2 separate regions of the Mus musculus genome follow, and region 2 is linked to region 1. The links are chromatin loops, found by intact Hi-C in ENCODE. Cell type or tissue: heart. All regions are shown on one strand. Links, peaks and the distances in the headings refer to the core of each region. The heading gives the core; the rest is flanking DNA.

Region 1 (12,034 bases), core at 2,196-10,195:
ACATGTTCCCAAGGTCTGTGTCAACGGAATGGTCGGTCTGCCATGCTTCCTTCTGTATCTAAGGAATCCATTTATCCATCTTCTGTGTCTATGTCCGTCTGTCTGTCTATCTATCCATCCATTTATTTTGGCTTTTCAAGATAGGGATTCTTTGTAGGCCTGGCTGTCCTGGAACTTACTTGGTAGATTAGGTGGGCCTCAAACTCAGAGATCTGCCTCAGTCTGTTTCCTAAGTGCTGAGACTAAAGGCATGCACCACTCCTCCATGCCCCCTCCAGCTTCCATATTTTTAAAATTTGAATCTGTTTTTCAGCTATTACATAAATCATAAGAATTATGGAGTACCACAGGATACTTCAAAACTTGTGATTTTTAAAGGCTTATTTTTTCTAATTATAGTATGAATGTCTGTGGAGGGTATGCACATGTGAGTACTGGTGCCCAAAGAGGCCAGAAGCATCGGATTCCCAGGAGCTGGAGTTCCTGATCAGCTACCCAAGGAGGATTCTGGGAACTGAACTCAGGTCCTACTGTACAAACTAAGATGAACTTGTGTGTGTGTGTGTGTGTGTGTGTGTGTGTGTGTGTGTGTTTACACTCAAGAGTGTGTGTGTCACAGCACACATGTGAAGGTTAGAGGACAGCTTGCAGGAGTCAGTGCTCTCTTTCCATGAGGTAGGCTTGAGTTTTGAACTGGTGTCATTAGGCTTAGAGGCAGGGACCTCCCTTCCCCTGACGGAGCCATGTTATTGGCCCAGATTTGTGTTTTGAAGAGAGTACAGGTGTTTCTAAATGGTGGGCTCTAAAATTCGAAGATCTGTTACCCTTCCATTAGGTGCCTCCAGCCCTGATCTTGCCTGTGTGCCCACTGCTCCAAGGGACCATGCCTGGCACCCAATGTCAGTCCATTCTATTCCACACTTGATACCAAATGAGCTCTGACCCGCTATCCTGGATGCACCCATGTCAGCCCCAGGAATGTGCCCCAGAATCTCCAACTATCAAGAATGTCAGTTCTCTACAGCTCCGCATGGCCGTGGCTCCCTTCCCAGCCTCTCAGTGGAAGCCCTTTCTCACTGCCCGCGCCCCACCCTCCGTGGGAGTGAATCACTTTGATGTCATGCGGGAGGCTCTGGTGGTTGAGCTGGGCCCAAGCCTCAGCACTGGGCCTGGCCCCCAGCAAGCTTCACACTGGATGAACTGAACCAGCCGTGGACCCTGTTATCTCCTCATTGCAGGCTTCCTGTCTAGGAGGGAGAGGCTCCTGCCAGACGAAAAAGCTCAGAGAAGGGACCGAGTGACTGGTGTTAGTTTTAAAGTTGCAAAGGCTGCAGAGAACGCTGCCAGGAGAACCACCCACTAGAACTGCCAGACATCCCTGCACTAACATGGGAACCATGATAGGCTGGGGTCAGAGGCACCAACATTCTATTTCAAGGATATCTTTTCGGAACAATACACACTCGTCTCCTGGCTCGCAGATAAGCAACTGGTACTGGAAGACTCCCTTCCCAACTAGACTCAGTAATTCTACAAGGGATACCATCTTGCCTCCTCTTGGTTCCAAGCAGAAGGCAGAGCTGGAACTTGCTAGAACAAAGTCTTAAAATGTTAAATCCATAGGAAGCCCAGGCCCCAGAACTAATACCCTGACAAATTACTCCGATTACCTGCAAAGCTGCTTGGAACGGCGATTCTGTCATCTTCAACCTGAAAGACTCTGATAGATCTCAACACCCCACTTCTACTTCCAGGGGCTGGGGTGTGTTTAAGTTGGTAAAACGCCTGCCTAGCGTTTAGGAAGTTCTGGGCACAATCTCTAACACTGCAAACAGAAAGCATGCCGGTGCAGGCCTGATATGCCAGCACTAGGGAGGTGGAGGCAGCAAGATCACAGGGTCACCCTTGGCTATGTATGTAATGAGTTTAAGGACAGCCTGGGCTATATGTTTCAAAGACCAGACCAAACCAAAACCAAACCACTTTTATGACCCATTTCAATGGTTGCAGCTGTAAGGAAGTCTAAACAGGACAGGGCTCTTCAACCCCCTGATTTCAGCAGAGTGACTGGCCCTGCTTTAGCCTAGCCCACAGAGGGTGACCTCATAAGCTGTGATGGGGGGTGACTGGAGCGAGCGGGGTCAATCGGAGCAAGTGGGGTTGACCAGAGCGAATAGGAGTCCTAAATTCAATTCCCAACAACCACATGAAGTCTCACAACCATCTGTACAGCTACAGTATACTCATATACATAAAATAAATCTAAAAAATAAAAATTTAAAAAAAAAAAAGCTGTGATGGGCAGGACCCTCAAGGACAACCACAGAGGACACACTACAGTCCCAACTCGACAGGCAGCTCCCCTGGCAGGCTTCCCCAGACTATATAAAGTGCTAATCAAATATTGTAAAATGCTAGTCCGGAACAGATGGTTACCATCTGCGGCCCTCAAACTTAACATTTGGAAAAAGCACAAGTTTGCTTCACTGCTTTAAAACCCAGGCAATACTTAGTAACCAACCCAGCAAGTATGGGCGGAAGATTATTTTCAGCTCAATTATATTACTTAGTCATTCTTAGTAATAACCAGCAGAGAATACATGTGTGGGTCCACTGAGAGGAGCTGAACTAAAAACTGTTTTAATTTAATTTAAAGTGTGGGTTTACTATTATTTAGGGGCCACGAACCGTCACCAAGACTATAGTGGAAGCCCCGACCCTGGAAAATGCTTGCTCTCTTGTTCTGCCCTTCGGACTTGACCTCAGACTCCAACCCCAGCTGTGCCCTATGAAAGCTCTTCCAGGAACCGATGCTCAGATCGCCCCTCAAAGCCCAACCAGTCCTCCTCCTTCTAACCCTAAGCCACTTGAACTCCTCTCAAAATCCACCTCTCTGTGCCTCTTAGATTTACAGCTCCTTCCAGTGCAGACTCTTCCTGCCTCACCTGCCACAGTCTAGAACCGGCCTCTCCGCCTTCCATCCATTTCCCTACCTGCTCTCCACCCAACAGCCTAAGTGGTCCTGAAACAACAAATTTCAGGGCACCCAGTCTCCTCCTAATCCCCCTTGTCCTTGTCACCTCCGAATCCTCCCCCACCTTGTCACCTTGGCAACTTTTCTCAAAATGTTATGTTTAAAACCATTTTGGGTGTGTTGTTTTTAAGGAACGAGCACAGAAATGTACCGAGCAAATAGAGTTGCAATCAAAATGAGGGACTGGCAGAAACGGTGCCCGTGGCACTGAGCAGGAAAGGTGACGGCCTACAAAACACCCAGGTCCCTCTCCATGGCCCAGGGAGTCCTGTGTCTACATCACCTACCCCTCTAGCTGAGTGGGACAGTCTGTGGCAGCTGTGTCTAGGGATGGTCTCTAGCCTGTGACAGGTGACAGAAGGCTTGACATGGGACAGATATATTAGTCAGGAGCCTCAGTGTGTGTGTCGGTGTGAGGTATGTGTGTATGTGTAGAGTGTGTGTGTCTGTCAGTGTGGGGTATGTGAGTGTATGCATGGGTGTACATGTGGGGTATATGAGTGTGTGTGTGAAGGGGATAAATGTGTGTGTCTGGTGTGTGTGTGTGTGTGTGTGTGTATGTGACAAGGAATTTGTCCTGTAATTCTGTGAGCTGGCAAGTCCAAACCCTACAAAGCCAAAAATGTCCTGACTCTAACCCTAAGACAGAAAGTTGCCAGGAAAGAGTCACGGTCCCAGTTCAAAGGGCTTCGAGAGAACTCCTGTGTAGGAAAGGCTCAGCCTGTTCATTCTAGCCCCAAAACAGTCACTTGTAAACATCTAACATCCTCCAAACAGTAGAGACAGTAGCGGGAACTGAGGCCACGTACCACTCCTGCCTGCCCCCAGGACTGATTAAATCTCTCCACATCGCCAGACCTACGTTTCCTGGTGCTCGCTAAGTGTAAGACTGACACAGGCACAGGCAGAGCAGGTAGACAGGAAGTAGCTCAAACGCACAGGAGGAACTGTGGTGACCTCAGAAAGGCCATGTCACCCCGTCTCACTCTAGCCTGATCAGGCTCTCAGCTGGACTAAGGGAAGGCCCGGCAGCCTTCTCTGAGGGAGGTGTTGTAGTGCTTTATCAACCCCTCAACCAAAACCTTTCCATAGCTTCACAGCAGCTGACACTGTCCAGATGGTCTGAACCTTCTAATGGTGTCGGGAATCACGATGATATTGTAGCTATGTAGTGTTTGCTCTTATCCTTATATGATGCGGGTACAAGTATTAAGAGGAGATATGTGCTGGGTGGTGGTTGTACATGCCTTTAATCCCAGCACTCGGGAGGCAGGGGCAGGCAGATTTCTGAGTTCAAGACCAGCCTGGTCTACAGAGCAGTTCCAGAACAGCCAGGGCTACACAGAGAAACCCTGTCTCAAGAAACTGAGGGGGCGGGAGACAAACTAAAAAGCACAAGAAATGTGAAGAGTCTGAGTTCTGTCCTGATCACCAGCAAGTCCATCGCACAAAGCCGACTGACTCCCTCAGACCCTCTGTCATCCCCTTTCCAGCATAGGAGTGATTACCATCTTCCCCACCCCACCCTGCCCTACTCTGTGCTTCTCATCCTCCCTACTCTCCCTCATCCCTGAGCTTCCTCCCCCGACTCTCAAGCACACCAAGAGTGTGAGAGACAGCAGACTGATTGTGCTCGGACCAGTGCCATGAACAATGACCCTGTCAACTCCTGTGACCTGAGAATTCAAGGAATGCAGCTCAGACTGCATTCTCTGTTCAGACCCTGCTGACCCTGGCATCCACTTCAAAGTACCTTTCTGCATGGACTATTATTAAGTCCGTGTCCCCATCTCGTACTGTCTAATAAGAGCCCCAGCCGGCCGCACAATCTCTGGGATGCCTGAGTGTTATTCAAGTCATCTCTATGTAATGAAAGCCCAGAGACAATCACACCCCAGGACAGAGAGAACTGTCCTCAGCATAGCTCATCCACGAAACATCTCCCCTGGCATCTGAGTGTACAGGACCACTAAGAAGACCAACACCTTGTTTATCCAGAATCTTCTGCAAAGCTGATGTCATTCATATCTGATCAACCTTTCACAATGAGGCTAATTAGTTCATTATGACAGCTTTAAACACAATACTGGAGAAGGTATCGTTAGCCCCATTTTATAGATAAGGAAACCAAGGCTCAGAGAAGCTGTGATTTGTCAGTGGCCACATAGCTGTGCACAGTCAGGCAGGGAACTAACCATAGGCCTATTTGATTCTGAAGCTCACAATCTTACTTGCATCCCTGACATCTGCTAAATGGGTATACCTAAGAATGCTAAGGCTGGGACAGGGAAGTAAGCCAGTGTTAAGAGCACCTCCAGAGCACGTGTGAGTCCCTGAATTAAATCCCCAGAACTAAAACAAAATGCACAAGTAGGGATTCCATCCACAAAGAACTCTCCTGGGCCTGTGCAAGACCAGATTCAGTCATGATATGCTTACTAAACTAGACTATTCATTCACAACTTAGCCACAAGTCTCTGCTCCTTTCAGAAATACAAGGGCACTGTAGCACCCTCTCAAATACAGATGGAAAAGAAAATCAGGCTAATGTCAATTACACACACACACAAAGGAATGCTTTAAAAAACAAAATCTTAGAGAGATAGGATGCCTTAGACTCCAGCCTTACAATCTGAGTTCAAACTCTTGGATCCCACAAGGTGGCAGGAGAGAACCAATTCCCAAAAGCTGTCCTCTGACCTCCACTTGTGACCACACACACACTCATTACACTCACATACAGAACTGAATGGGTCTAGTGGCATATCCCCGTAATAGCACTCAGGAGGTAGAAGCAGGAAGCCTGGGTTCAAGGTCCAGTCTAGGCTACATAATAAGCTCGAGGTCAGCCTGGGCTATCCAAGATCCTGCCTGTCTCAAAACTTAAACAAGGGGCTGGAGAGATGGCTCAGCAGTTAAGAGCGCTGACTGATCTTCCAGAGGTCCTGAGTTCAAATCCCAGCAACCACATGGTGGCTCACAACCATCTGTCCCAAGACTGGATGCCCTCTTCTGGTGTGTCTGAAGACAACTACAGTGTACTTACACATAATAAATAAATCTTTAAAAAAAAAACTGAAACAAAACCAGTTTATAAAGCTTAAAGAACATGACCTATTGGTGGGGGCGGGGGGCATAAAGGGAACTTCCTGGGTGCCAGGTGACAATGCTGGCACAGGTGCTAAGAAGAAAAGACCCAATCACAGGTAAGCTCACTGTCGTTATCACTAACCTGTGTCCTAACACGGGTCACCTAAAAATAATTGGAAAAAGAGTCATACATTTAAAAAGATAATGGAACTGCAGAAAATAACCCGAAATTATGCCCAATTGAGTACTGATAAAAGCTAAATTAAGCCTGCACCAGCCATTTTTTTTAAATACGCAATTAATCTTCATGATGGAGAAAGTTGAAAATAGGAATGGTTAGCTCCCTGCCCCCGCCCACCCTAGGGCTCCATCTGGCATATTTATGTTCTTCCAGCAATCCTGCCTCCCCTCGTCCCTCTCCCACACAGCCAAGGTCAGGCCAGCCTCCCTACATTCCCACCGGCACACCCTTCAGAACCAGTTTTTGGTCCATCCCTGTGGGAGGTGGGGATGCTGGAAATGAATCCTGGGGCTTGACGATGCCTGGCAACCTTTTTACCACGGAGCTGTTCCTAGCTCCTAGTTAGCAGCTAAGCTAATCAGTCTCTTTCTTCCTGGCCAAATCCCACGTGCCACCCAAGGATATACACTTTATCCTTCCCTTTCTTTGGCCCACCCCCACCCCCACCCCCACCTTATACCCAGAAGACAGGTATGTAAGAGTAAGGACTTCAAATGAGTCCCAAGGGCCATCACTGGGCACATGGGGAGATAAAATCTGATCCAGGCAAACATTGGAAAATTATTCTGTAATAAAGCGAATGAAGCACTTACATATGCTACCACGTGCGTGCTTTGAATGAGGCATAAAAGACGCAGGAAACCAATAACCGGGGCTGCATATGATTGATTCCATTTCTGTGAAATGTTCAGAACTAACAAAATCTATGGAAATCAGCTAAGTGGTTGCCTAGCGCAAAGAGAAAGGACGAGACTGGAGAGGGGTTTTGCCAGCAAATGTAGATGGTTTTCTTTCAAGGTAAATGTTCTAAAATCAACAGTGGCCATAGATGCACATCTGCGCACATTCTAAATGTTATTAAACGTGTGCACTTTAGCACTGGCCGGGAATCACAGTACTACTGGGAAGTTGGGGCAGGGGGATTACGAGTTCAAGGCCAGATAGGGTTACATATTGCAAAGACCAAAATTATTCCAGATACTCCTGGTAACAGGGTGTTCCTGCAGACCGAGTGAGAGTAGCACGTCTCCTCTTTGAAAACCATAGAACGGAGGCTGCTCCAGCCGAGTGCAGATGCCAGCAGCACATGGCAGAGACCTGGCTCCCCGTGTCCTCCGACACCGCATCCCGGCCTCCCACGCTCCTCCGCGGCGCGGCAACTATGGCTGCGACAGGTGTCGCTGGCACTAGGGGAAAGCCTGGAGAGCCCGCAGATCGCCCCCAGGGCTTCCACATATCCCGGCCCTGCAGGCAGCCTCGGTAATCCCCAGCCCGCCCCTGCCGCCCCCCGAGTCCCCGCCCAAGGGCCCGCGCAGCGCGGCTCACCCGCCTTCCCGGCGGACGCCAACTGGAGACACCGCGAGCGACACGATTGCGCCTGCGCGGCAGAAGCAAGCGCAGCCCCGCCCCCGCCTGGTACCCTAGCGCCCTCTGCCGGCCATCCGCGGGACTCGGGGTCCTACTGGGTGCGGGCTTCCTGATCCGACCCCGCCCAGTTGGCTGGAACCACGGCCCGCTTTTCCTTGTCTCCCTTACAACCTTGGATACAAACTCTGATGGCAAGCTCTTCTTCATATTCCCACGAATGGAGAATATTAGGGGTGCTCAAGATCTGTGAAACGTCTTCTTGAAGGACGTGTCCTTCCTGTTGTTATGTTGATGACAGGAATTATGTTTGGAAGGGAGTCTTCATTTCGAGTCACTTGATCAAATTACAGTCCCACAACACCTGTCAGAAGAATACATATGACAGTAATAGGCACGCTTCCTTTCAACTCTGCTATAATTATAATCGAGGGAGAGAATGAAGAATCTTAACTTGCAGCTACTGCCGGGATCATTTTTTGAAAATGAAATAATGCTGTTTCATTAAACGGGTTCTCCCCACTCGCGCATGTTTAAAGTCAGAATGCTTCTCTGAATTGATTTAAACACAAGTTTTATATCCTGAAAGAAATAAAGACAGGTCTTTTTCATGAGACAAACGCCCTGTTCAATGAGGCTTCTAGCTTCTCTGGGCCGCTGTCTGAAAGGCAGCAAGGGCGCCGGTGGATAACATTGCTTCTCTTCATCTTTCCTCTTCGGGGCTTTAAAAAAAATCTACCTATAATGAAAAGCCCGATTTCCTTACACACGCTCCTCATGTAGCTGCTTTAACAAGACAATTGCTTATAATGCCTTTTTTCTTCATTTTTTAAAAGTAAACATCGCTGTTTAGCAGCACTCGGAAGTCTATTTTTCTTCCTCTTAGGAAGCAGGGGCTATTTCTTAACAGAACTACTTCCTTTCTCTGATTCATCTTCAACTCTCTAGAATGCCACCGTCTCCCTCCCGCACCCCCCCCACACACAAAGCACCCCCTTCCTCCTCTTCAGCTAACACTCTACCCCGTCTTCAAATCTGTGTGGGAGGATTCTTCCCCTGGAATACCCAGATAATTTCCTTCATTTATTTTCAAACTGTAGACTTGGACCAACTGTATCTGAAAGATCCGAATGCACCCTCATAAATCAGCCTTTTTATTTACCCATGCATAATCACGGCATGTCATTAGTGCAGATCCAATCAATAAATCATTACGCTTTTAGAGCCCTTACTAGGAGCAACCTGCTGGGACACCAATCCACTCTCTCGTACAACATTAAGATCCTTTCATATTTTTAAGAAATTTCAATCTGTTCTCTCAGTCCCCCTCTTTTGTTCCTAGATCTCCGTGTTCCTGCTTCAGAAGCCTCATTCTAATACCTAGGTCATAAAATATTCAAGAAGCAAGCTGTTAGCTCTACCTCCGAAAGGCTCCACCTTCCTGCCTCTTGTGTTACTTCTGTCTTTACAGAGACACAACATTTATCTTTCTCGAAAACTCTTTGTCGACAGCTAGGCAGCACAAAAGAGAAAGAACAGAAAAGAAATTTTTTTATTTTTTAGCTTGAGGGAGAGATGTGGATAGCAGCTCCCTTTCTTTTACCGAGTCACAGTGAGAACTTGGATTTAAGAATAATCCAAGCCAGGCAAGGAGGTGCACACCTTTAATCCAAACACTCCAGAGGCAGAGGCAGGTGGAGCTCTGTGAGTTCGAGGCCAGGCTGCTCTACAAATCGAGTTCCAGGACACCCAGGGCTGTTACACAGAGAAACAGGGCTGTTTTGTCTTGTAAAAGCAAAAAAAAAAAAAAAAAAAAAAACACAAATAAAACAAAACAAAACAAAAGAAAGAAGAAAGGAAGGAAGAAAATAAAAAACAAAAAAAGAATAAGGAAATAGTGATTCTTTTTAACTTGACAGAAACTTTAAATTTCTTTTCATTTCAGTAGTAAAACTAAAGAATTCTTACCAGTCCAAGCATTCACTGAAATAGCACCAAGTCTGTAACCTAATGGAAACCCACCCATTCTCATCTTGTCATTTTCTTCCACACTGAGATTGGCAGCTGGGCGCCCTGGTGTCAGGCTGCATGATATTTACAGGTCAGTGGAATTTCTTTTTTTTATTAAATATGGAACACTTCACGAATTTGCGTGTCATCCTTGCACAGGGGCTGTGATAATCTTAGTATATGTGCTGCTGAAGCGAGCACAGGTCAGTGGAATTTTAAAGACCTTTTGCTTAAGAAATTTATCACTCAAGGGTTGGCCGTGCAGGAGATCCCTCCTCCCTGGGGAATTTATCGGCTCCCCCTCAGAACCAAATGGCCATGTTCTGAACTCGTGTCATGAAGCCTGACCTGTAATGACGTGTAGTGGCAGCTTTGGAACTGCTCTGTAGAGAAAGAGGCAAGACATTCTGATGCTTTTCAGTTTACCTCAACCTCCAGATTTTAAAAATTACATGTATTTGCTTATTGTTATGTGTATGTGCTGTGGTGTGTGTGTGTGTGCGTGTGTGTGTGTGTAGGTCCAGGAAAATGAACTCAGGCTGGCAGGCTTGACCGGGAGTGCCTGTTCCACCCACTGAGCCAGCTCCCTAGCCCCATTTCCACATTTCAAAGAGAAACGATGCATTTGCATGCTTTGATTATTTCGGGTTATTGTCTCAAATGTTGACCATGTAAATAATTCAAATTAATTCATAAATATACAATGGCTGTAATGAGTATGATAAAATACTTTGAAGAATATACTTAGGCCCTTGGACCTGCCCTGGCTCTCAGGCCTCCCCGGCTCCCATTTCTCTGGGCATACAGGATGCGTTCTACCTTGATGTTCCCTCCTATTCAAAATATGCAAAGTTGCTATTTACCAGTTTGCAATTTGCATGACTCAAATTCTGCCAGAACACAGGGAGAGGGGCACAAAGTGACAGGTGGATGTGCCAAAAGAGATCACCAAGGCAAAAATGGGGGGAAAAAAATCCCGCATACAGATCTTTGCCACCCTGGGGTGTTGCAAAACATAGCCCTTGCTGACTACTAGAGAGGGTTGTTAGTAAGACAGTGAAAATATCGGGTGTAAAAGGTTATGTGAGATCTCAGGCATCTAGTGTCTTTTCTTCTGTAATTGCTGGGTGGGAGAAGGGGATGAACAGGGACTCGAGGTTTTTATAAAAAGGAGTATGAGGGGAAAGGCAAACCAGGAGTAGTCACAGCACGCGAGCTACAGGATCGAGTCTGGTGTTCCAGGACTTTGGTCTTGTGTTGCTTTCTGCAGCACAGTGACGCTAACCCACCGGGCCGGCACACATCATTCTACCCTTCTGATGTGTTCTGTAGTTATTTATTGACAGTGGCTGCATGTGAAGCCACACAGGAAATCAGTACGTACCACCTCTAGGCTTTGGTCTCTGCTTTTCCGTCTGTTTTTTTTGTTTGTTTGTTTGTTTTTAGGATACATCTCGTGACTTAAGACTGTAAATAACATTTATACCAATAGCCACAATTTTTATGTAAATTACCTTTGGAATGGATTTTTTTTTTCCCCATGAAAAAGAGTTAAGTGTAGCCAGGCATGGTGATTCATGAGTGTAATGCCAGAGCTAGGGGGCGCTAGAACAGAATCCTGCGTTTGAGACAAGCCTGAACTCCACAGCATGAACCATGAACCTATAACAACTACTGAAGAAGAGGAGGAAGAGGAAGGGCAGAGGAGGAAAAAGAGAAAGAGGAGGAGGAGGAAGAGGTGGGAGAAGAGGAGGGGGGACATGGGGGAGAGAAAGAGAGGAAAGCAAACGCTTGCCGCAGGCACATTCGGACCCATCTTACAAAGGAGTTGGTGCGCCTATGAATGTGTTTCTTTTCTTTCTTTCTTTTTAATTTTTTTTTGTCTTTTGATCCTGTTTAATGCAAGCTCTACTTTACCAGGTTCAAACTGTCTGTTTCTACTGGTGGCATATGCAGAATCTTTATTTATTTTTTTATTTATTTGTTTATGTATTATATGTAAGTACACTGTAGCTGTCTTCAGACACACCAGAAGAGGGAGTCAGATCTTATTACAGATGGTTGTGAGCCACCATGTGGTTGCTGGGATTTGAACTCAGGACCTTTGGAAGAGCAGTCAGGTGCTCTTACCCACTGAGCCATCTCTCCAGCCCATATGCAGAATCTTAAGATGGTCACAGATTCTCAGCACTCAGTAGGCAAAGGCAGTCAGATGTCTGAGTTTGAGGGCAGCAGAGCCCTTGGTCTACAGGGTTCCAGGATAGTCAGAGCTATATAGAGAAACTCTATCTCAA
Region 2 (12,034 bases), core at 1,466-9,465, 340 kb after region 1:
TGCCTGCCTGCCTGCCTGCCTGCCTTCCTGTCTGCCTGCCTGCCTGCCTGCCTGTCTGTCTGTCTGTCTATTTGAGACAAGAGTTCTGTAAGTTGCCTAAACCAGACAACAACTCACTATGTAGTCTGGGCCTTGAGCTTTCAATTCTCAACTTCTTTTGTTTGTTTGTTTGTTTGTTTGTTTGTGTATGGGGGTTCTTTTGTTTTGTTTTGAGACAGGATTTCTCTGTGTAGCTTTGTCTGTCCTGGAACTCACTCTATAGAAGGGTCTGGAACTCATGAGATCCACCTACCTCTGCTGAGTCACCACTTCCATAGTAGCCTCAATTTCTTTTTTCTTTTTTTTTCTTTTTCTTTCTTTCTTTTTTTTCTTTTTTTTTTTTTTTTTTTTTTTTTTTTTTGGTTTTTTGAGACAGGGTTTTTCTGTGTAGTCCTGTTCTGGAACTCACTCTGTATCTGTAGACCAGGCTGGCCTCGAACTCAGAAATCCTCCTGCCTCTACCTCCCGATTCTGGGACTAAAGGCATGTGCCACCATGCCCGGCTCAATTTCTTGAATAGCTGAGATTATAGATTTGTGTTACTGTGTCCAGCTTAGTAAAACCTTCAGACTTGTTTTGAGTGCAGATGTTTTTAATTTACATAAATGATGCTGTATTATGTAGTACTTTTTTTTTCCAACTCTGTGTTAGGGTCATAAGATCCTTCATGTTACATACTGTTGCAAGGTCAGCCTGGTCTACCTAGTGAGTTTTAGGACAGCCAGGGCTACACAGAGAAACCCTGTCTAAAAACAAACAAAAATAACAATTAAAAAAAATGAAGATCCTTCGTGTTACAACCTACTCAATCATTTGTTACAGTGAATGGGCCCCTCTCCAATAACCCCTGGAATTAATATTAATGGCTCCAACTTCCTTCTTCATAAATAGTACCATGTTAAACACCTTTATGATATGCCCTCAATTGGACTCTTTTTAGAAGGGATCACCTGCTCTCCAGAATAACTGACCCAGTGGCCACCCCTCCCACAGTGCTTCAAGAAGTTCACAACCTTCCAGCCCTCTGTGTTAGCCCACCTACTAGGCAATGTTTATTCTGACTACCAGCCTCTGACTCTCAGAAGGTTGGAGTGTCTCCTGTTTGCTAATAGTTTAGATTTTCTCCTTTATATTGTCTAAGACTCTGCCCATTTTCTATTGAATTTCATGCATTAGGTTGGTTTGAATATTTACTTACACATATTCTAAGTAAATCCCTTCCTGATTTCCTTTTTTTCTTTGCTGATGTTCGATACTGTGTTTATCTCTGGCCTCCTTTCTCTTCCTCAAACAGGGGGGCTCCACAGTGTCAAAACCTTTGCCCTGGCTCCTCTCTCTCCACCTCTGCCTCTCTCTCTCTCTCTCTCTCTCTCTCTCTCACACACACACACACACACACACACACACACACACACACACACGTTAGGCTCTTCTTTTAACTGTTTGCAGGCAGGTTTCTCAATGTTATTTCCCAGATAAAAATCTCCTTAGATGGGCTGGTGAGATGGCTCAGTGGGTAAGAGCACCCGACTGCTCTTCTGAAGGTCTGGAGTTCAAATCCCAGCAACCACATGGTGGCTCACAACCATCTGTAACAAGATCTGACGCCCTCTTCTGGAGTGTCTGAAGACAGCTACAGTGTACTTACATATAATAAATAAATAAATCTTAAAAAAAAAAATCTCCTTAGACACATCCGTCCCTCCTCCATGACATCATCTAGTTTGCTAGCATAGTGCCTTTCTACTGTGAGCTGGCGCATTCATTGTTTGCTTGCTCATCGTTGGCCTTATTTGCTGGGGCTGAGTAAGATACAGTCAGGCTTAATCACTCTTTATCATCAGCCTCTCTAGTACCAACTTGGGCACACAGTAGGTCCTCAAAAACCATCGACCGAGTGAATGAATGAGCACACACTGGTCAAGCAAGGTTAAGAGTGGTACACTTCTAGTAATACATCAAATGACAAATTCACATCTGCTGGGTTCTATGTGACAGCTCTGTCCCAAGCACTTTTTAATGGATTATCTTTTTAAAGATTTATTTTCATCTGTGGATGTATGTGTATGTGCCTGTGTGTTCAGGTGCACTCCAAGACCAAAAGAGAGCAAAGGTTCCCTGGAACTAAAGTCACAGGCAGTTGTGAGCCATGTGGCTCGATATGGATGCTGGGAGCTGAGCTCTGGACCTCGTTGCCAAGAGCAACAAGCACTCTGAATGGCAGAACATCTCTCCAACCTCTATGGAATATTGTGTTAGCCCTGGTAATATTTTTATAAGATATGTATTATTTTCCCATTCATGAGTTGAGGAGACTGAAGTCGAGAAATGAGGTGACCTAAGTTTGCAATTAGAAAACAGAAGAGAAGGACCCAGGAAGGCCCAGGGTCTGACCATAGGGTTGAAAACATTCAACCGTGTTTGGAGAGAGGGTAGAGGAGATGGTGGCTGTAGCCAGGTTAGTGCTTTCTGATAACCAGCGACAGAAGTCAGGATCAGAACAGAAAGGGTAATAATTCTGTCTGCCATGACTCACACTCGTGAGACCCAGAGATCAGGCCAGGCCTCCGTGAGAAAGCCAAGCTCTGGAGACAGCAGCCACATGACGATTCTCCTTCTGTCTCTCTGTAGGGACCGCGTGGCGCGCATCGGTCTAGGCGTGATCTTGAACCTGGCGAAGGAGCGCGAGCCTGTGGAACTGGCACGAAGCGTGGCGGGCATCTTGGAGCACATGTTCAAGCACTCGGAGGAGACGTGCCAGCGGCTGGTGGCGGCCGGAGGCCTCGACGCGGTGCTGTACTGGTGCCGCCGCACAGACCCGGCGCTGCTGCGCCACTGCGCTCTTGCGCTGGCGAACTGCGCGCTGCACGGGGGCCAGACGGTGCAGCGGTGCATGGTGGAGAAGCGCGCCGCCGAGTGGCTCTTCCCGCTCGCTTTCTCCAAGGAGGACGAGCTGCTGCGGCTGCACGCCTGCCTGGCGGTGGCGGTGTTGGCTACCAACAAGGAGGTGGAACGCGAGGTCGAGCATTCTGGCACATTGGCGCTTGTCGAGCCGCTCGTGGCATCGCTGGACCCCGGCCGCTTCGCCCGCTGCCTGGTGGATGCCAGTGACACAAGCCAGGGTCGTGGACCAGACGACCTGCAGAGCCTGGTGCTGTTGCTCGATTCGTCGCGTTTGGAGGCTCAGTGCATAGGAGCATTCTACCTGTGCGCAGAGGCTGCCATCAAGAGCCTACAGGGAAAGACCAAGGTACTGATGTTAGAGAAGGGAAGCTCAAGGGTTAGAGAGAGTCTGGGAAGGTTTCTCAGAGGAAGTGATCTGTAACTGGAATTTGGAGTACTTGTAAGAATAGAGTGAAACATACCCAAGGGTGGGGCCGTATGTCTGCAGAGGCAGGCAGACCTCTGTGACTTTGAGGTTACCTGGTCTACGTATAGATTTCCAGGCCAGCCAGGGCTTTTTAAAAAAGTTACAAGAAATTAGGTGGGGCAGGCAGAAGGTAGAGGGACCAGTCATTTTGCCCTTGAAGGTTATACTCAAAGTTGTACTTGGCCTTTGGGAACAAGAGGAAGATACTGAGAGCTTTTAAAGTAGGAGATCCCCGATTTGTTATTGTTGTTGCTGTTGTTGTTGTTGTTGTTGTTGTTGGAGACAGGGTTTCTCTGTGTAGCTTTGGCCCTCCTAGAACTCACTCTGTAGACCAGGCTGACCTCGAATTCAGAGATCCGCGTGCCTCTGCCTCCAGAGTGCTGGGATTAAAGGGGTGCGCCTCCACTGTCCTGCAGATCCTCAGTTTAAAAAAAAAAATTTGTTTGTTTGTTTCGTGTATGTGAATACATTGTTGCTACCTTCAGACAGATCAGAAGAGGGCATCAGCTCCCATTATAGATGTTTCTGAGCCACCATGTGGTTGCTGGGAATTGAACTCAGGCCCTCTGAAAGAGCAGTCAGTGCTCTTAACCACTGAGCCATCTCTCCAGCCTGATCCTCGATTTAAAAAAAAAAAAAGATTTTTATGTTCATTGATATTTTGCCTGCATGTGTGCCTATGTGAGGGTGTCAGAAGCCCTCAAACTGGAGTTATAAACAGGCGTGAGTGGCCCTGTGGGCTCTGGGAATTAAACCCGTGTCCTCTGGAAGAGTAGCCAGTGCTCTAAACTGCCGAGCCATGCCTTCAGCCCTGAGAGCCTTGAATTTTACAAAGATCAACCTGGCTGCTATAAACGTCGATGTGACAAGGGTACCTCTAGGTTGCTGTGGATATTGGGGGACAAACTGAGAAAGTGGAGGAAGGATCCAGGTGTTAGTACAGCAAACCTTTAATCCCAGCACTCTTGAGGCAGAGGTAGACAGATCTCTGTGAGTTCAAAGGCAGCCTAGTCTACAGAGGGAGTTCCAACACAATCAAAGCTACAGAGAAACCCTGTCTCGAAAACAAACAGGCAAACAAAGCAGAAAGAGAAGAAGAACGTGGAAGAAGGGAGGGGTGTGGGCAGATAAAGGACTGATGCTTAGAAAAGGGAGCAGGGGTTGAAGGTGCCCTTGGCCATGAGTATAAAGAGTAAACTGGGTAAGAGATCACAGGGAAGGGGGAGACCAGTGGGCGGTGTTGAATTTGGGGTGCCCAGCAGAAGCTTCCAGTTGGGAAGCTTCAGTGGACAGTTATGTCACCTAGAGTATAGAAAAGAGATCATAACAGCTGGAGACAGAGCCTTAGGGTAGGACCTCAGGGTATCAGCTAAATACTGGTCATCTGAGTCACAGAGGGTCCCCATGCCCAAGATCTAAACCACAGCATCTCCTACTTCTTTGACTTACTGTGTGATCTTGGGCAGCTGGATTCCCTCCTCTGGGCCAGTTTTTACTTTTTTGGAAAACTGAGGGTGTTAGACCACATCACCGGCTCTTGTCCTTATCATGGGATTAGTGAGAGTTTCATTGCAAAAAGCTTGTGGGATTTAGTCTTACAACAGGACAGGTTTAACACTGTCACTACACTGTCCATCTCTTTTACATTCCACTGGGGTCCCTTGGGAGTTGGTGACAGTGGTGAACAGGGAGAGGGATCCCTGTTCTGCACTAAGCAGCAAAGCTGGCCTTTAGCTTTCTCAGCTCTTTCTCACCAAGGCTAAATGAACACAGAATTGAGCAACAAAGACATACTGAGTCCCACTCCATATCTTCCATCATAGATATGGAGCTCTAGTGGTGACTAAGACATGTCCTCAACTGGTAGTCCAGCAGAAGCACCATGGTCAAATAGTGACAGGGACATTCAGAGTGTGGTAGTAGGACCAACTGGAGGTGTGGACCAAACTATGGAGGAATCAAAGCGAAATGCATGGAGGGGTTGGTCATGAATCCGGATTCCCATGAAGTAGTGGGATTCCAGTCAGGCTAAAAGAACACCACAGATGCGGGAACTGGGAGTGTGGGGGTCCGCTGCCATCTCGCGGTCACATTGAGAACTACAGACTAGTTGGAGGTCCTAATCAAGAATGGATGAGTTTCAGGAGGGTAAATACATGGCAGAGGTGGGGACGGAGGTGGGAGGGGTGACTTAGTGATGAAGGCTAGGGCAGTTGGTGGGCCTTTAGTGAGAAGAGGCAGGAGATGGGATTGGACACGTTTGGTGGCAGCTGGGGAGCTGGAAACCTCAGGCGCCTTTATCCATCTTCCTTCCTAAGGTGTTCAGCGACATCGGCGCTATCCAGAGCCTGAAACGCCTGGTTTCTTACTCTACGAATGGCACCACGTCGGCGCTGGCCAAGCGCGCGCTGCGCCTATTGGGCGAGGAGGTGCCAAGGCGCATCCTGCCCTGCGTGGCCAGCTGGAAGGAAGCTGAGGTCCAGACCTGGCTACAGCAGATCGGCTTCTCCCAGTACTGCGAGAACTTTCGGGTAGAGCTGCGGGCAGCCACCTCCCCCTACACAGAAAGGGCGCATCCCCGAGGGTCGCGTGGCCTCTGCGGGTGTCCCGAGCACAGGCGTCCTGGTGCCCTATAGGCCTCACGCCAGCTGAGTCAAGGTGGCCTTTTAGGGGTGGGAAACCCATTCAGCCACCTTCGGGGTCCCATCAGTCTTCACTACAACCTCCTGTTCCTTCCCCTTATATCTTGGGGTCATGGGGAGAGCCTTCCTCATACCTACCCCTCCCCCAGGAGCAGCAGGTAGATGGTGACCTGCTTCTAAGACTCACAGATGAAGAACTCCAGACAGACCTAGGCATGAAATCAAGCATCACCCGCAAGAGGTAAGGAGGCCCCAGCCAGTCTAATCCAACTGGGTCTTATCTTGGCCCTGTTCATCCTTAGCACCCTTAGCATCAGAACTGCATCGACTTTTATCTCCTGGGCAGGTTCTTTAGGGAGCTCACAGAGCTCAAGACCTTCGCCAGCTACGCTACTTGCGACCGCAGCAACCTAGCGGACTGGCTGGGCAGCCTGGATCCTCGCTTCCGCCAGTACACCTATGGCCTGGTCAGCTGCGGTCTGGACCGCTCCCTGCTGCACCGCGTGTCAGAGCAGCAGCTCCTGGAGGACTGTGGCATCCGCCTGGGAGTGCACCGCACGCGCATCCTCTCTGCAGCCAGAGGTAAGTGAGCACACCTGGGAAACCCACTCCAGTTCCAATCCTGAAAGGGAGGGGAGGAGCACGCTGGAGATGCAGAGCCTCCCCTGACAAGGAGCATCTGACTGGGTTAGACTGGGCTGCGAGGATGTAAAGACGAGTTTGCTTCCTTTTGTCCATAAGGAGTCCTCCGCTGGAGATGGGTACCAGAACAGGAGTAAGGAGGTATACAATCGGCAGATGGCCACAGTAGGAAGCATTCCCAGGACCCGAGTGTAGCCCAGAGGAATCACTGCCTGTCTTGGTCGCCCAGGTTCAGACTTGGAGAGGAGGGGTTGTCCAGGCTTTGAGGGATGTGTGAGGACAGGGAGAACAGGAAGGGCAGGCAGGGGCAGCTTTAGCAAGGACAGGAAGGATAATACATGGGTACTATTGATGGAGCATTTGTTGTTTGAGGTGGGGGTAAGGGGGCAAGAATTCTAGAATTATCCTAGAATCCAACAGCTTACAATGTCTGAGTTCTGGTGGTCTGTCCCAGCAGAACCTAGGGCAGTGGCTGCTCCTTTTTCTCCCTGACTCATTTTCACTGGATAATTTACTCTTTAGCACTTAGGGGTCAGTAACCATATATCCCAGGCTATCACGTGTGCCACCACTGCCCAGCTAAGATTGATTTTTTAAATTTGTGTGCATGAGCATGTGTATGTATGTATATATGTATGTATGTATGTATGTATGTATACCTCATGAGCTTCTGCTGCCTATAGAAACCAGAAGAGGGCATCAGAGCCCCTAGAACTGGAATTACAAATGGTTGTGAGTCACCATGTGAATGCTTGGCACTGGATCTGGGTCCTCTAGAAGAGCAGCCAGTATTCTTACCTTCTGAGTCATTTCTCAAGACCTTGTAGTAAGCTTTTCACATATAATCTCAGCACTGAGTGTGAGGTGTGCACCTGTAACCCCAGCACCTGGGAGGTGGAGGCAGGAGAATTGCTGAAAACTTCAAGGTGAACTTGATATACGTATGGGTACAAGGCTATCCAGGGCTATATAAATTGATCCTGTCTCAAAAACCAAAACAAAGCAGATAACCCAATTATTTTATTACTATTCTATGTTGTGGGAGTTCAGTATTTTAAATTAACTTTAATAACTTTTTAAAGAATAAAACAAGGCTCTTGGCGCTGATGAGATGTCTCAGTGGGCAAAGGCTTTGTGGGCAAGCCTGATGGCCTGAGGTCAGGCTCCATGACCCATGTCATAGGAGAGAAGACACACAAGGTGCCCTCTGACCTTCCCAGGCACTGTGTGGCACCTCACCCCATGTATTCATATATAAATGTAAGATCTCCTCCCTGCCCCCCCCCACCCCCAGTTTGGCTGGTTTTTTGGTTGTTTTTGTTTTTGTTGTTGTTTTAAGACAGGGATCCTCTGTGTCTGTCCTGGTCCTATTTGTAGACCAGGCTGGCCTTGAACTCACAGAGATCCACCTGCCTCTGTCTACCTCCTGAGTGCTAGGATTTAAACCTGGCAGAGTTTTGAAAAGACCGAACGTTTCCATCCTAGGTTTAATTTTAGAGATAATAAAATGAAAACGAAAGGATCTGAATACATCTCCCGAGGTTATAAAAGCCATTAAACGACAACTGGGATTTGAGCCTATTTTTCTTTTTCTGCATCCTAGACAAACAAAAGTGTGTGGGTGTTAATTGTGGGTATTATTAGAAGATGAGTCCACTTCATTTTATCCATCCACTAGGCCAGAACATACTCCGCACCTCCATGGCGCCAGGGACTGTCTTCCTGCTTTAAGGAAAGCTGCAGCTTCTGTAGCTACAGGACCCCTTCTGTTGTTGTTCTTTCTTTGCTTTGTGTTCATTCACTTTTGAGACAGAATCTCTCTGTGTAGCTTTGAGCAGGCTGCCCTTGAACTTCAGAGATCCACTTGCCTCTGCCTCTCAAGAGCTGAGACTAATGGTGTGTGTGCCATCTCATCCGGCTATGATTTCTTTCTTTTTGAAAAATAAGGTTCTAAGGCAAAAATAATTGCTACTCTGGAAAATAAAGAACCATGAAATCCTTATTTTTGTTTTGTTCTATTTTTTTACATTTTAATTAATTAATTAATTAATTAATTAATTGTGGGTTTCCAAGACAGGGTTTTCCTATGTAGTCCTGGCTGTCCTGGAACTCCTTCTGTAGACCAGGCTGACCTCGAACTCAGAGATCCTCCTGCCTCTGCCTCCTGATTGCTGGGTTCAAAGGTGTGCACCACCACAGCCTACTATTTCATTTTGTTATTTTAGGTCTTTTTTTCTATTTTGTTTTCTTTGTTTTCATTTTGTTATTTTATGTGTGTATTTCCTTTGTATGTCTGCATGTGTGTTCATGCATGTGGAGTCCAAAGGCCAATGTTGGGGTGTCCTCTTCCTCTATTGCTTGGCACTGGGTTTTTATTTATTTGTTTGTTTCTTTGTTTTGAGACAGGGTCTCACTACATAGCCCCGCTGGCCTGAAACTCACTAAACAGATCAAGGCTGGCCTCAAACTCACAGAGACCTTGCCTGTCTCCCAGTGCTGCATTGCAGTGTGGGCCAACACAACCACATGGTTTTGTTTGTTTGTTTGTTTGTTTTGAGACAGGGTCTCACTGAATTCAGAGTTTACCTGGCTAAGCTGGGTGGCCATTGGCTCTGGAGATCCCCTTTCTCCAGCCTCCTCCCTTCTGCAGGGCTAGGGTTGCAGGCAGGACCACCATGCACACTTTACATTCTCCATGCTCTGTTGCCTTTTTTGTGTGTATGTGTGTCATATTGCACATGAGAAGCAAGCGTGCCCCACTGAGCTGAGTTCCCTCGCCATGCAGTTTGTTATCCTACTTCATTACATTCACTTAGCTGTGTGTGTGTGTGTGTGTGTGTGTGTGTGTGTGTGTGTGTGTGTGTGACACAGGGTCTTGTGTGGTTTAGTCTGGTCTTAAACTTGCTTTAGAGCTGAGACTAGCCTTGAACTTGTGAACTTTCTGCCCCCACTTCCCAGTGCTGGGATGACATGCCGCTGTGCCTAGTCTGCAGCTTTCCCCCTTCATGGTGATGTGAAGCACAGCTACACGTTCACTTTCATCACAGAGATCAGAAAACTAGAGTTTTGTGAAGCAGGCTTTGTATTGGATGTTTTTGCTTAGCTGCAGACTAAGGTAGCTGCTCTGGGAACCCTGTAAGGTAGGCTAGGCTAAGCTAGGACATCTAGGAGGTGGAGTCAATACACCTTCCCGTGCAGGAGTTTACAGTCACTGTGGGTATCTCAGGACACTACTATAAATTGAGGAGTACCGGCATTTACCGGCATTTACCAACTAAAATGTTAGGCAGGAACTGAGGCAGAAGCCTGGGTTTCCAGTAGGACAGAGGAAGAAGGACCAGGGGGAGGGGCTTAACGTAGGCTCAGTTTGGAGTGTTTGTGGGCAACTGGCTAAGGCAGTTTGCAGTTCAGAAGGAAGGTACAGCTAGAGATTCGCGTCAGTGTCCCTAAAGCTCAGATCCTTCCTGCCCAGGGCTTGCTGAGAGATGACAACTTTTCCGAATCAGGTCACTTTGCCCAGACTGGCCTGAGAAGCTTGAGGAGACCAAGTCTCCACGATGATGGACCCCGTGATAAGCAGTGGGGAAGAGCCACCCTCACCTCCATGTCTCTTTCCTTGGCTCCAGAAATGCTACATTCCCCGCTGCCCTGTACTGGAGGCAAGCTCAGTGGGGACACCCCAGATGTCTTTATCAGTTACCGGAGGAACTCAGGGTCCCAGCTGGCCAGGTGAGAAGGGGCACGCGGGTTTGGTGGCTGGGGTTTGGGGCCAGGCCGCCAAAGTGTTGACCCTCTTCCCCCACCCCCACCCCGCAGCCTCCTGAAGGTGCACCTGCAGCTTCACGGCTTCAGCGTCTTCATCGACGTGGAGAAGCTGGAAGCCGGCAAATTCGAGGACAAGCTTATCCAAAGCGTCATAGCGGCTCGCAATTTTGTCCTGGTGCTGTCTGCTGGGGCGCTGGATAAGTGCATGCAGGACCATGACTGCAAGGACTGGGTGCACAAGGTAGGTGCTGGCCCGGGCCTCTGTGCTGAAACATGGCCTGGGGTGGAAAGCTCGAGGCTTTCCCGCGTCCCTTGTAGTCTGCACACCCGGCCGTGATCAATCCCAGTTTGGTTTTCTCATCTACAAAGCAGGAATGACTGACCTGTCTTATCCATTTATAAGGTTGTACAGTGATGTCAGGGAGGGATAAAAATGCATGGAAAAAGAACACTTGAGCCAGGCCAGTGGTGGTGCACACGTTTGATCTCAGCACTTGGGAGGCAGAGATGGATGTCTGTGAGTTTGAAGCCAGCCTGGGCTTTACAGTGAGACCCTGTCTCAATAAATCAAAATTAAAAAACTGAAAAAAAAACCCTAATGTAAAATTATGTCCACAATGACTAATGTAAACACTAAGCCAGGGCTGAGATAATCAGGGTAGGCTTCATGGAGGAGGCAAACCTTGAGAAATTTAAGAATGCTAGTTAGGGGCTGGAGAGATGGCTTGGTGGTTAAAAAGCACATGCTGCTCTTACAGAAGACTGGAGTTCAAGCACCTACATCAGGCTGTGCACAGCCTCCTATAACTTCCTCTCTAGGGGATCCAACACCCCCTCTGTCCTCTGAAGGTACCCACAAATATCCATACACACACATATACATACAGTTTTTTTTAAAAAAAAAAAAGATGTCACAGACATGATGACCTGAGTTTAGGCTGAAGGTCAGAGGGGCAGCATGCTTGTTGTGTGGGGATCAGACAGGCTGGGGTTTGAAATCTGACTTTAAAGCCCGTGCTCTTTCCCGGGACCTCTATCATGTTCCGTGACAGAATGGAGAGAGGGTTAGGGATTCAGCCGACCTGAGAGATAATGGAGAGAACTTCGCATCCAGGGGCGTCATGATGGTGGCTTGAAACTGGCCATGGTGGTAGTATTTACCCCAAAGAAATGGGCAAGCGTGACAAAGTGGGGCTGGGAGGGTTTTGTTTGTGTGGTTTGGTTGGTTGCTTCGACTCCCTGTGGAGAGCTAATTATTCCACGTTCACCTGGATCGCACTTGCTGGGTGAGCACTATGGAGCCTGAGTACAGAGCGTCTAAGGGAGGAGGGCAGTCACAAGAGCTGGCTCAGCCTGAGTACAGAGAGTCTAAGGGAGGAGGGCAGTCACAAGAGCTGGCTCAGCAGGTGAAGGCGATGGCTGTCAAGCCTGGCAATACAAGTTTGAGTCCTGGATCTTACATGGTGGAAGGAGAGAACTGACTTTTGTACATTGGCCTTCAGACCTCCATACATGTGCTACTGCATGTGTGCACATGTATACACACACACACACACACACAGATAAATGTAATTCT

The links. A loop is a pair of places that touch in the nucleus more often than their neighbours do. Peaks named below come from ENCODE experiments on the same cell type or tissue, not always from the same donor. Only the 100,000 strongest peaks of a DNase experiment are listed, where the experiment ranks them.
Region 2: it touches region 1 in a loop (4-fold over the local background); 4 of 42 quality-filtered maps call a loop at or near these places.

The regions. Positions count from the first base shown.
Region 1 is chr11:78,822,294-78,834,327 of GRCm38, reverse strand. Lyrm9 (LYR motif containing 9) reads right to left here and starts at 7,733. Exons shown (of 4, transcript NM_001076681.2): 1 at 7,692-7,733. It also overlaps the pseudogene Gm23219. In heart, for the core only: a CTCF peak has its summit at 5,695 (motif pointing right); a DNase peak (open chromatin) is centred at 7,777; H3K4me3 peaks cover 1,298 bases; H3K27ac peaks cover 4,196 bases.
Region 2 is chr11:78,481,822-78,493,855 of GRCm38, reverse strand. Sarm1 (sterile alpha and HEAT/Armadillo motif containing 1) reads left to right here. Exons shown (of 9, transcript NM_172795.3): 2 at 2,671-3,289; 3 at 5,728-5,940; 4 at 6,201-6,292; 5 at 6,398-6,633; 6 at 10,320-10,422; 7 at 10,510-10,699. Among named protein-coding and RNA genes, the nearest start is that of Sarm1, 9.9 kb to the left of the region's middle. In heart, for the core only: CTCF peaks have their summits at 2,958 and 5,492 (motif pointing left); a DNase peak (open chromatin) is centred at 5,485; H3K4me3 peaks cover 844 bases; H3K27me3 peaks cover 7,283 bases.